Linked DNA regions of Homo sapiens: region 1 is linked to region 2. A link is a contact called in ENCODE Hi-C or POLR2A ChIA-PET data. All regions are on one chromosome and are shown on one strand. The core of a region is the stretch at or near the end of the contact, and the rest is flanking DNA. Distances in the headings are between cores, read along the strand shown. Region 1 holds the start of NEXN (nexilin F-actin binding protein). Region 2 overlaps AK5 (adenylate kinase 5).

Evidence for each region. Hi-C counts contacts between places; a loop is a spot of excess contacts on that map. ChIA-PET counts read pairs that join two places held with the same protein, here RNA polymerase II (POLR2A).
Region 1: a loop to region 2 is called in a map with no recorded cell type, with 2.1 times the contacts of the local background. The contact joins the promoter of NEXN here to the enhancer-like site in region 2. A Hi-C loop is called at or near these places in 1 of 37 single-sample maps with no recorded cell type. POLR2A ChIA-PET finds 5 or more read pairs at or near these places in 1 of 52 experiments (AG04450).

Annotation. Positions count from the first base shown.
Region 1 is chr1:77,887,264-77,892,799 of GRCh38, reverse strand. It overlaps NEXN (nexilin F-actin binding protein), which reads right to left and starts at 4,176. Exons shown (of 13, transcript NM_144573.4): 1 at 4,041-4,176. It overlaps NEXN-AS1 (NEXN antisense RNA 1), which reads left to right and starts at 3,261. Exons shown (of 3, transcript NR_103535.1): 1 at 3,261-3,332; 2 at 3,532-5,200. RefSeq lists a silencer at 3,792-3,931 and an enhancer at 4,172-4,231.
Region 2 is chr1:77,537,297-77,543,101 of GRCh38, reverse strand. The region is part of intron 13 of AK5 (adenylate kinase 5); the gene reads right to left. Among named protein-coding and RNA genes, the nearest start is that of ZZZ3, 140 kb to the left of the region's middle. Within about 2 kb of position 3,746, at least 13 of the 41 ENCODE cell types and tissues checked have a DNase peak (open chromatin) inside an H3K27ac peak, as active enhancers do.

The sequences.
Region 1 (5,536 bases), core at 2,927-5,426, 350 kb before region 2:
CCAGGGAAAGTATTTTATTTGTTTTGGTTAGCAATATATGGTCCCTTCCAGCTCTAATCGACACTAACAATTAGTGTCAATGAATGCTAATCTCTTCTCCCACTCCCATGATCACATTATTTAAGAGGTTTGCTAACCAAAATATATCTACAATGTTTAAAGTCCCAGTTCCTGTTGCTAAGTACAGCAGACTTTCCATCATATGATGCATCAGATATACTTGCCCTAATACTTAGATCGGGGACTGCATACTCAAGTATTCAGGGTCAGGTAATGTAAATGTAATGTAAGGTAATGTTATGTAATATAATTGACAGGTAATGTAAATGAGTGTATGACTTGTTTAAAACAATAGGGAATCTCAGAGACTATGTCAAATGCAGAGCATGTGACCTGCCTGTCTGTGGGGCAGCCACTATTTAGTTCCAGTATATTGTTCCTGTGCAAAAATGTTAACCTTTGGGTACAATGTACACTATTTGGGTGACAGGTACACTAAAAACCCAGACAGACTTCACCATTTTACAATTCATCCATGTAACCAAAAACCACTTGGTACCCCTAAAGCTACTGAAATAAAAATAATTTCTTTAAAAAAGTGAACCCAGATTTTGCCCAGATTTTCCAATTTTTAAGAGAGGACGTAAATCGATATTTTAATGTAAAATGTACCAATTTTTAAGTATGTCTGTGGCTAAAAGTGTCTTTTTTTTTTTTGACACAGAGCCTCACTCTGTTGCTTAGGCTGGAGTGCAGTGGTACAAGCACGGTGCACTGCAGCCTCAGCCTCCTGAGCTCAAGCAATCCTCCTGCCTCGGCCTCCCAGGTAGTTGGGACTACAGGCATGCACCACCACATCTGGCTAATTTTTAAATTTTTTGTAGAGATGGGGGTGGGTCTCACTATGTTGCCAGGCCTGGTCCTGAACTCCTGGGCTCAAGGGATCCTCTCGCCTCAGCCTCCCAAAGTGCTTGGATTACAGGCATGAGCCACCACACCCAGCCCCAAAAGTGTCTTTTTTGTTTTTGATTTTTTTTTTTTTTTTTTTTTTTACTTTTTTTCCACACTTGGTAATCAGGAAGTAAAAGGTGTCTTTTTGACTGTCGACTTTTTGACTGCCATAGCCTTAGTCTAAATGAATAGACAACACTGACAAAATGGAAAGGGTCAAAGGGGAGGCCTATTTTGGCCAGAAAGAGTGAAGGGGAAGAAAAGACAGGGAAGAGGCCCAGGATGGACGGTGAGAAGTGAATTTCACCAACCTTGAAACCTCATATAGGGAGCCCCAATCTGCTTGTCTTCTAATCTAAGAGTAAAAAGGAAGAGATGTCAAGAAGGAAATAAAGGAGGAAGAAAAAGAATCACCTGTTGAGCACTTACTGGATGGCAGACACTGCATGGGATGCTTTCACATGTTGTTTTATTGAGATATGTCAATGCAAAAAGAAAGAGTTCTATGCATGGGAAAAAGACTTAAAGGAAATACATCAAAATCCTAACAGTAAGAGTGTCAGATTACAAGAGCCCCTTTTTCCATTCTCCATAATTTTTAACCATAAATATAACATGGTGTATTAACATTATAATACAAATTAAACTAAAATTTAAGGTGGATTTCTGGGTACAAATCCACCCACCCTGGAGTATAGAAAGTAAACTACTATAAATTAAGCCAAACTATACACTGAATATTTAAATAATAAAGGAAAATGTAGCCATTTCAAATGTATATAATATGTAACTATGCAATTATAAACCCAGAAAGAGAACATGAAAGAAACTACACAGGTGATATGGACCGCAGATTGATTAAATAAGAACAGAAATATGTGAAATTGTTAAGAATGTTATAAATCATTTTCTCTCCAAATTATAAACTACCAAGATGTTCTGTGTGTGTGTGGCCTACATAACTATAAAATAACAGTCCTCTCTTCTATAAAAACGTTTAGACTTTTACCTGTCTGTTACATACTTTTCCACATTCACTGCATTATTTTCTTTCTTTTAGGTGTGCACAACTCTCATATTTAAATAATCCCCCTTTTTTTTGTCTTTTAGGGTATTTCAAAGATAACAGGTATTTTTTTTAATAAATGAAGTATGTCATTATAGGCCGCTCAGATTCTAAGCAATCTGAATCCCCAATTAATGTCTTCCAAATATGCATATTTAGTTTTTATTCTGCTCAAAAATGAAACCCTAACCTAAATACTTCAAGTGAAATTTCAGGGGAAAAAGACTGTTCAAAAACCTAGATAATGCATTCCTTTGTTGATGCTAAATATAGTCATCTCAAGATGACATACATTTTGACAATGATCAGCCTTACATGTCAAATTTTCAAAAATAGCACAAATTCCATTTTAAGGTGAGCAGGAACAATTGCTATTCATTACATTTCAATTGAAAATGGATTTTAAAATATGAATCTTTTATTAAAACTGGATTACATTGTAACTATGATGAGGAAAACTGGATTTAAAATAATTTTGTTGTGGTTTTAGCTTAGAATTCTTTAAGGGAATTGCAGATAAACTACATAATTGCATGCATTTTTCTTTAAATTGTTCCTCAGAAGCATTAGTCAAAATATAAAATATCTGCAAAAATACGGTGTTAATTGTAAGGAAGAAGAAACTTAAACAGCTACATTGGTTAATCAAAGTTTACTTATACAAATTATACCTCCCCCCAAAAAACCTTTCTCTCATTTGATTAATTATGCATTTTTTCTTAACAATACCCCAAACTCAAAAGAATTTGAGACAAAGTTTTCTAACTGCAGCAGTTTAACCTGTAAAGGATAATGTTTAGCGGGGGAAATTATGTGGTCCACTCAATAACGTGTGACTAAGATATAAATAACGTGTGACTAAGATATGAACTTAAGTATAAATACTTAAGTTTATTTAATCACATTACCTAAGACATAGTTATGTTGTGACTCGAAGGCCAATGGGCCGCTGCTACATGAATTCATTAACAAAATTTAACGATGAATGATATTCCCGTTGTTTTGGTCAGGGAACTAATTTCTTTATTATGGCTTCTTTTCTCTACCTGTGTCTTCACCAAGGACATTTTGTTAGGACATATCCTTATGCTATTTTTACCTTGTTATCTCTCTGCCAACTTGGTTCACGTTGTGCTTTAATAACTATAAAATGAGCATCTCTAAGTCACTGCAGTAACCAACTATAACCTCTCAACTTCGTCATTTTCTTTATAAATGCCAATGCTAATGCATTTGTAGAACGTTTCACAATTTACAAACAGCTGGAATGGTTTGGCGTTTTCAAAAGCATATAGGCAAAGGGAGTTCTCAAGAGGTGACTACATTCTTCACTCACTTAAACTACGTAAACTTCGTAAACTTCCAGCCCTAGTTGCTCAACCCCCAGCATCCCACCTCGGGCAGAATCACGAAAAAAAAAAAAAAAAGGGTTGGAGACAGGAGTGGGGGGATATGCGGGGGTGTGGGGGGGGAGTAATAGGCTGTTAAATCATATTTCTCCCCATCTTCCACAGAGACCGATCAGAAAGGATTTCTTAACTGGCACTGCTGGCAGAGACGGAGACCGCGGCTGGGGCAAGTGGTGGGGGACGGCACTGAACTTCCCTAAGGACCCCAAGGGTTCAGCCGAGGGATCGGCACCCACTCCGCTCACAGAGGGCTCCCTCCCTACAGTAGGGAACGCACCCGAAACTCAGCCGACAAGGCGCAGGGGAGCAGGGCAAAGACATTGCAACCAGAAGCCCAAGGCCGGCCGACACTTTCAGACCCTGGGGCAGCCCCTGGTAGGCACCCCGCCGAGCCCGCAGGATGCGGCTCCAAGGCAGGGTTCGCCCGGGCCGGGGCCAGCGCGGACCACAGCTGTATGGCGCCCGGCGCCCTCCGGAGCTGCAGCGGAGCACGGCCAGAAGCCGCAGACCCCGAGCGCCTCTCTGCAGCCGCCGTTCCCGCCCCCGCCCCCACCAGGGGACCCGACACCTCCGTCTCCACTCCCCCCAGCCCACGTTCCCCCAACTCTTCTCACCCTGCAGGAGCCGGTGACCGGCGAAGGTACTTCTTTCCGCGTGGAGGGACTGTGCGCGTCCCGCCTGGCTGTGGGTAGGGGTCTGGGAGCTCTGGCCGCTAACACTTCTGCTCCAGCCGCTGGGAGTCCTCTGGCTGCCGCTGCCGCCGCCGCCGCCGCCGTCTCCAGCAGCAAGTTTCCATAAAAGTCCTGGTGTGCAGCCTGTTCCCGCATTCCAGGCGGGCCCAGCGCCGGCTGCAGCTGTTCCAAAACACAAGGCCAGTTCCCCCAACCCCCCACCTCCGCCGTTATCACCCGGAGTGGGGGTGGAGAGTTGAGGAGAAAAGCAGGGGAGGGGGACCGTGGCTGCCAACTTTCCGCCAGAATTTGTCTGTCTCCCGGCCCTAGGTGCGCGAGCTGACCCCCTAACTTTGGGCCTGCCTCCACCTCCAGCCAGGCCTGGGGAAGGAAGGCTGCCTCCGCCATGGGAAAGGAATGAGGCTGAAATGGGCTTCATTACCGGGCTGAAGCTGGCTCCCCCTACCCGCAACCAGTTTGCTCTGGGGCCCACTTCTCTCAGCTACTCTACCCGTCCTAGTTTCCAGTCAAGAAGCCAAGCCACTACATATCTTCTACTACCCTAAGCATTGACCTTTGGCCAAGTTTTCCTTTATTACAAAGAGCGTGGGGCAGCAATCCGGGAACACTTCATCTGTCTATTGCTCCCCTGTTCTTAGCTCCAGTCTTTAACTCTAAAAGGAGAGTTAAAAAAGAAGAAGAAGAAGAAGAAGAAGAAGAAGAAGAAGAAGAAGAAGAAGAAGAAGAAGAAGAAGAAGAAGAAGAAGAAGAAGAAGAAGAAGAAGAAGAAAGTTGAAGGCAGAGGAGGAGGAGGAGAAGAAAAGAAGGAATATATTTATATAAGTACAAATATCTTTATATTCCACCTTTTTCTTAATTGAAGGCAAACCATATCTGGTCTTTCTAAAGCTTCATAAAGGCATCTTTGACTATTAGACACCCACAGACCTTTTTCAACTTGGACCGCCAGCCTGTCAAACCCATCAGACAATACCATATTAAAACCCGAAATGCACACTCGGAGTATTTTTGGTGGACGAGATCTTTAATTCTTCACTGCACTTGAAAAAAAAATCGAAATGACATCCAGATAAAGAATAAAGGTAACCACTTCCACCTTCAGGCCCTAAGCAGACAGCGGTGCTCAGGTTATATTTCAGGGATGTTGAAAAGGCCTTCTGGGCTGGGCGCGGTGGCTCATGCCTGTGATCCCCGCACTTTGGGAGGCCGAGGCGGGTGGATCACTTGAGGTCAGGAATTCAAGACCAGCCTGACCAACATGGCAAAAGGCCGTCTTTACTAAAAATACAAAAAATTAGCCTAGTGTGGAGGCACACACCTGTAATCTGAGTTACTCAGGAGGCTGAGGCAGGAGAATCACTTGAAGCCAGGAGGCGGAGGTTGCAGTGAGCAGAGATCATCCCACTGCACTCCAGTCT
Region 2 (5,805 bases), core at 2,497-4,996:
TGGACCATTGCATTTCAGGACCTAATGGAAACGGTCAAACTATTTACAAAGTTGAGACACTGCAGCAGCAGAATTGCTGAGGAAAAAAGCTTATTATCTCCTCTACAAAAGCAGAGTTGCCAAGGAACTTGATTGTCTGTCTGCAAAACTCATGTTTAATGAGTCACTGGGCTCTCTTTTTATTTTTTTAATCAGTTAAGAGTAGCAAATAACGCAGGGACAGAAATAATCTGTTACCAGGCCCTCTTCATCTATGGCCTGGGGTGTTTCTGGGCTAATTATGCCATGAACAAAATGTATATAAAAATGGAAAAAAACCAAAATGTACGGAAATATATCATAATGTTCATTGGTGATTATCTTTGGGTGGAATAATTCTCAATAATTTTAATGTTTACCTTTATAGTCTTAAATTTTCTAGTTTGTTTCTTTTTTAAACAATGTGTAGTTGTTACTTATACTTAGGAAAAAAAGAGGCTTTAAATATCATTTGATACAATTCTGCCTATGCCACTTGAGATAGCTATTTCTGTGGTTTCTCTCAGCTCACAACGAGCCCTTCTCTCTGGGTATTCCTTGTCCTCCATCTGCTTCACAGGGAAGAGTCCCAGGTAACCATGTTTATATCAGTCAGGTCCTAATTCAAATGCTACCTCCTCAGACTTTCCAAACAGCTGCCCACAGTGCTCACTCCCAACAATGCATTCTGTTTTGTTTTATCCACAGAACTTGTTAGTGGTTGCTTTATTTTCTTGTATACGGTTTTGCTCTTTTTTTTTGAGACCGAGTCTCGTTTTGTCATCCAGGCCAGAGTGCAGTGGTGTGATCTTGGCTTACCGCAACCTCCGCCTCCCAGGTTCAAGTAATTCTCGTGCCTCAGCCTCCTCAGTAGCTGGGATTACATATGCGCACCACCACGTCTAGCGAATTTTTATATTTTTAGTAGAGACATTTGCCATGTTGGCCAGGCTGGTCTCGAACTGCCGACCTTGTGATCTGCCTGCTTTGGCCTCCCAAAGGGCTGGGATTACAGGTGTGAGCCACCGTGCCTGGCCTGTTTTTCTCTTTTCAGTGAGGGGCTTTGTCACGTTGACTGCTGTGTCCCCAGCACCAAGTGTCGTGTCCCACACATACCATATGCACTCAATAAAGTACAGAAAAAAATAAAAAAGCCCCCTGTGACCCCAGCTGCCTGTCCACAGCTAAGAGAGCCAAGGAGACCCTGAGCAAAGCAAGGCCAACCACATCATTTCTCTCAGGAATCTGGAGCTGGGAATCAGAGTGCCGTGGTAATGTGCAAATGCGAAAGCTGTCAGGTGGGCATATTCTGGCTTATAAGCCAGAGAAAGAAAAAAAACCCAGCTTAGAGAGAAGGAAACGGTGTTTGTGAAGCAGTAGGGAGCACTGTGAGCCTTTTAGGCCTGATCCCACACGCCTTCTAGGGCCTGCTGTGCCTCAGCCTTGAGTCTTCTAACCTTATAATGAAGTTCTGTGTTTCAGGTTAGGCCAGCGGGAGTTGGCACCTGCTACCTACAACCACAGAGTCTGGCTCAGTATTACCTACAATCACAATCATGTTTTTAAAATTCACAGCAAAAAGATGTGGTGAAAACGCCCCACAATGTTTGCCTCTGAGTGGTGGGACTACCTAGTTTTCTACATTTTCTTTGTTTCTTTTTTCTTTTTTTGGAAACAGGATCTCGCCAGTTGAGTGCAGTGGCACTATCTTGGTTCACTGCAGCCTCAACCTCCTGGGCTCAAATAATCCTCCCACCTTAGTCCCCTGAGTGGCTGTGACCACAGATGTGTTCCACCACGCCTGGCTAACTTTTGTATTTTTTGTAGAGATGGGTTTTGCCATGTTGCCCAAGATAGTCAAGAACTCCTAGGCTCCTGGCTGGGCGTGGTAGCTCACGCCTGTAATCCCAGCACCTTGGGAGGCCAAGGCAGGCAGATCACAAGGTCAGGAGTTCGAGACCAGCCTGGCCAACATAAGAGAAACCCCATCTCTAATAAAAATACAAAACATTAGCTGGGTGTGGTGGTGGGTGCCTGTAATCCCAGCTACTCATGAGGCTGAGGCAGAAGAATGGCTTGAACCCAGGAGGTGGAGGTTGCAGTGAGCCAAGATTGCGCCATTGCATTCCAGCCTGGGTGACAGAGCGAGACTCCATCTCTAAAAAAAAAAGAAACAAACAAAAAAAAACTCCTAAGCTCCAGTGACCCACACTCTCCTTGGCTTCCCAAACTGCTGTGATTATAGACATGTGCCACCACACCTGACCAGTTTTCTATATTTTATAAAGCAAGTATGTGTTACTTTTATAATAATAGACTTGGTCAATTCTAGTAGATCGTGTTCTATCCACTTTAGGAAGAAGAACTGAGAGGTGAAGCAGTAAAATGACTCACCGAAGTTGATGAAAGTGTGCCTGGGGCTTTCTGATGCACAGGCCCATATTCCCCCCGCCATCCCCCAGGGAGTCTTTGGCTGGTAACTGTGCTTTTCATCCCCAAATGCTACATTTCAGTTACTTATGGCCATAATAAATTATCTCACTAAGGTGAAAGAAAACTTCTTCTTGTAGGCTAATTCTAGTCAGTTGGGGGTGATGGTCCATACGGCTGTGTTGAGCAAGTTTCTGAGACAGCATTCAGACTTGGTAGGAAGTGCCATGACTGGCGAACGCTGCCTGGCCCAAGTGTAGTGAGGTGGGGAATGAAATGGAGGAAAGTTCTGTTCTAATTCTTTCTCAGATGCAGGGCAAACCTCTGCTTTATGAGAGGGAGAAAAACAGGCAGAAAGGGATACACCTGTATCACATGTACTTCCATCTCTGGTGTGCACGTTACAAGAAGTTCTAACTTTATTGTACAAGGATGGCATTATGATGACATAAAGAATAAGGGAGTGGCTGTATAAATTCTGCTTTGCTTTAAAAATTATCTTTGTTTGAAATTTTGCTGCACTTTCCTTAGCTAGCTGGTGGCCAAAGGGCTGACTTGTCATGGAGTGGGGGATGGAGGGTGTCAGATGATGGGTTCAATGTCAGCATTGCTGGGTAGAGGCCTGAGGGCGGTGCTTGTGGCCTATTTGTGGGCTGCATGGGTTGGCCCCCCCTGTGGCTTTAATTCCTAAATAAATCTCACAGAACTGCTGATTCATCTCACTTGCTTTCTTGAAGTGCATTCACCAGCCCCACCTAGTTTTAAGAAAGCTCCTTAAGTGACCCAGAGGTCCTCTTGGGTGAGCAGCCCTGTCTTGGGTCCAGTAAAACAACAGGGAGGAGGGGCAAACAATCCAAACAGCATCACAGGAGCAGGCCACAAGCTGTTACTTAGGAACCAAGGGAGATTAAGCTGATGCAGGAGGACTGGGCAAAAACCCAGAGGCCAGACAACAGAGTGGGCCAGTGGCTTTCTCCCTCTCCAGCGGCAAACAATCCTGTCCCCTCCCCTGCTTCTCCTGCAGTCCCCGCTCTTGTCACCCTAGCTACTGGCAAACCCCACGGGTACCTGCAGACAAATCTCAGCTTCCTGGGCCCAGCACACACTGTTTCTATGCTAGGTGTGTAGGGAGGACTGTTCATCTTTGCAGCTGTGTGGGTAGGGGATGGCCCTGGGCAGGGGCAGTGGGATGAAGCAGCCTCCCTGAGACTCTCTGGGAGTCCTGAAGGCTGAAGCTCACGCTGCTCTGCAGTCCGGGCTGGAGAGGTTTTACATATTTGTGCAGTGGATCATAATGTTACCTCACCACGCACCCAGCAGCCAGCATCTCCAAAATGCAGGGGAAGTTGAAGAGATGAGCCAGGGGACTGCAAACCTCTTTTCCACCATTAAATAAAATTTGTAGGAGGCCATTGGTTTGGACTAGGCTCCCGTTCTGGGCCCAACAGGCCGAACCAACGTGGAGTCATCCGTGCTAAATGAAACAAACAACTTGGATGTACACACTGTAACAGATGGCTGAGTTTTGGTAGTTCCAGCAGCTGAGCTTAAGTCAATAGTAGGTAGCCAGCTGATTCACATAAGGCTGTAACTAATTAACCTCAGTTCCTCACTTCTGTTTTCTAAACATAAATATTGCTTGACCATGTGGCTTATTCTTCAAACATTTTTCTGGTCCTGAGGTCTGCCCAATTCTAGAATCATGAATAAAAGCCAATGAAGATCTTTAAATGTGTTGTAATCTGGTCTTTTGGACACCACTAACTTAGAAAGCTCTAAGGAAGATTCCAGAAATCAGATTTGTCTGAGAACTCAACCCTGTACTCACGAGCAGTCATTTGTGAGTTTGTAGAATTCAGGTTGGAATAATACAACAGAGAGCTAAGAGGGATTTTCCAACTCTAAAAGTGGTTAAATCCTGAATTACTTAGGAATTTTCCCACCTTTACAAATCTTAAAAGTGGAAGAAATACCTTTCTTTTTTTTAATTTTTTTTTTTATTTTTTGAGACAGGGACTCTCTGTCACCCAGGCTGGAGTGCAGTGGTGTGATTTCAGCTCACTGCAACCTCTGTCTCCTGGGTTCAAGCAATTCTTCTGCCTTAGCATCCTGAGTAGCTGGGATTACAGGCACGCGCCACCACACCAGGATTTTTTTTTTTTTTAATGTTCCAGGCTGCTCAAAAGGTGGAAATCACTAGACAATCTAATTTTGGAAAGGCCTTTGCAGCCCTGAATTCTTAAGACATTGCTCTTATATAACAAAAACACTTTTGTTTATGTTTTTTTTTTTTGTTGTTGTTGTTGTTTTTTTTTGAGAGACAGTCTTGCTCTGTTGCCCAGGCTGGAGTGCAGTGGTGCGATCATGGCAAACTGCAGCCTTGACCTCCCAGGCTCAAGTGATCCTCCCATTTCAGTCTCCCAAGTAGCTGGGACTGCAGGCATATACCACCAAGTCCAGTTAATTTTTGCATTTTTTGGAGAGACAGGGTCTCGAAATGTTGCCTAGGCTGGTCTTCAAACTCCTGGACTCAAGTAATCCTCCTGTCTTGGCCTCCCAAAGAACTGGGATAACGGGTGTGAGCCATTGCACTTGGCCCTGTTATTAAAGATCGAAGTCTTTATTTTTAAAATGTGGCAGCCAGAGGTTATATAAAGCACAACAAATAAGTCTCAGGTTGCACATCAAGTCCTATTAATTGGCAGTAGCTGCCTGGAGTGCTGTGTTGACAAACATTCTCAGGCCACACCTGCTGACTGAGAAACAGTGCTGGGATCAACTAGCAATGGCCATGGATGTGGAAGTAGGGGATTATGTCTCTCATGCCACATATTTGACACTCAGTTAAATGCAGAGGCATCTTTCAGACTTCTATACCCAGTGTTTCTTAGGATTCTGGAAAGCGGACCATTAACAGAGTTAGAAGATAAGAATTCATTATCAATGGTTTTCCCCCAAGGAATCAGTAATGTAGCTTCCTCAGAGACAAGTTTGTTATTTATTGATGATGTCTCTTATCCTGTGAACAGCAAGAGATCCCACTCTCCCTTCTCCAGTTCGAGTACTCAGGATTTTGTTCCTGGACAAAAGCTCACTCTGTCATCCTTATGGATTTGTTCCTGGATACTGTTCTAGCCTCTCAGTGGTCTCCTAGCCTTACCTTCTTGCATCCATTCCCCATAAGGATGATGGATTGAGCTTTCTAGATTGAAATCCTGATTATTCCTGCCCCTTTGGTAGTTCCCATCACTCAGAGGACAATTATTTGCTCCTACATATGATCCATCTTGATCTAGTCCTTGCTTGCCTCTCCATCTCCATCTCTTAACCCTCTTTTCCTTGGCACTTTATGTCACA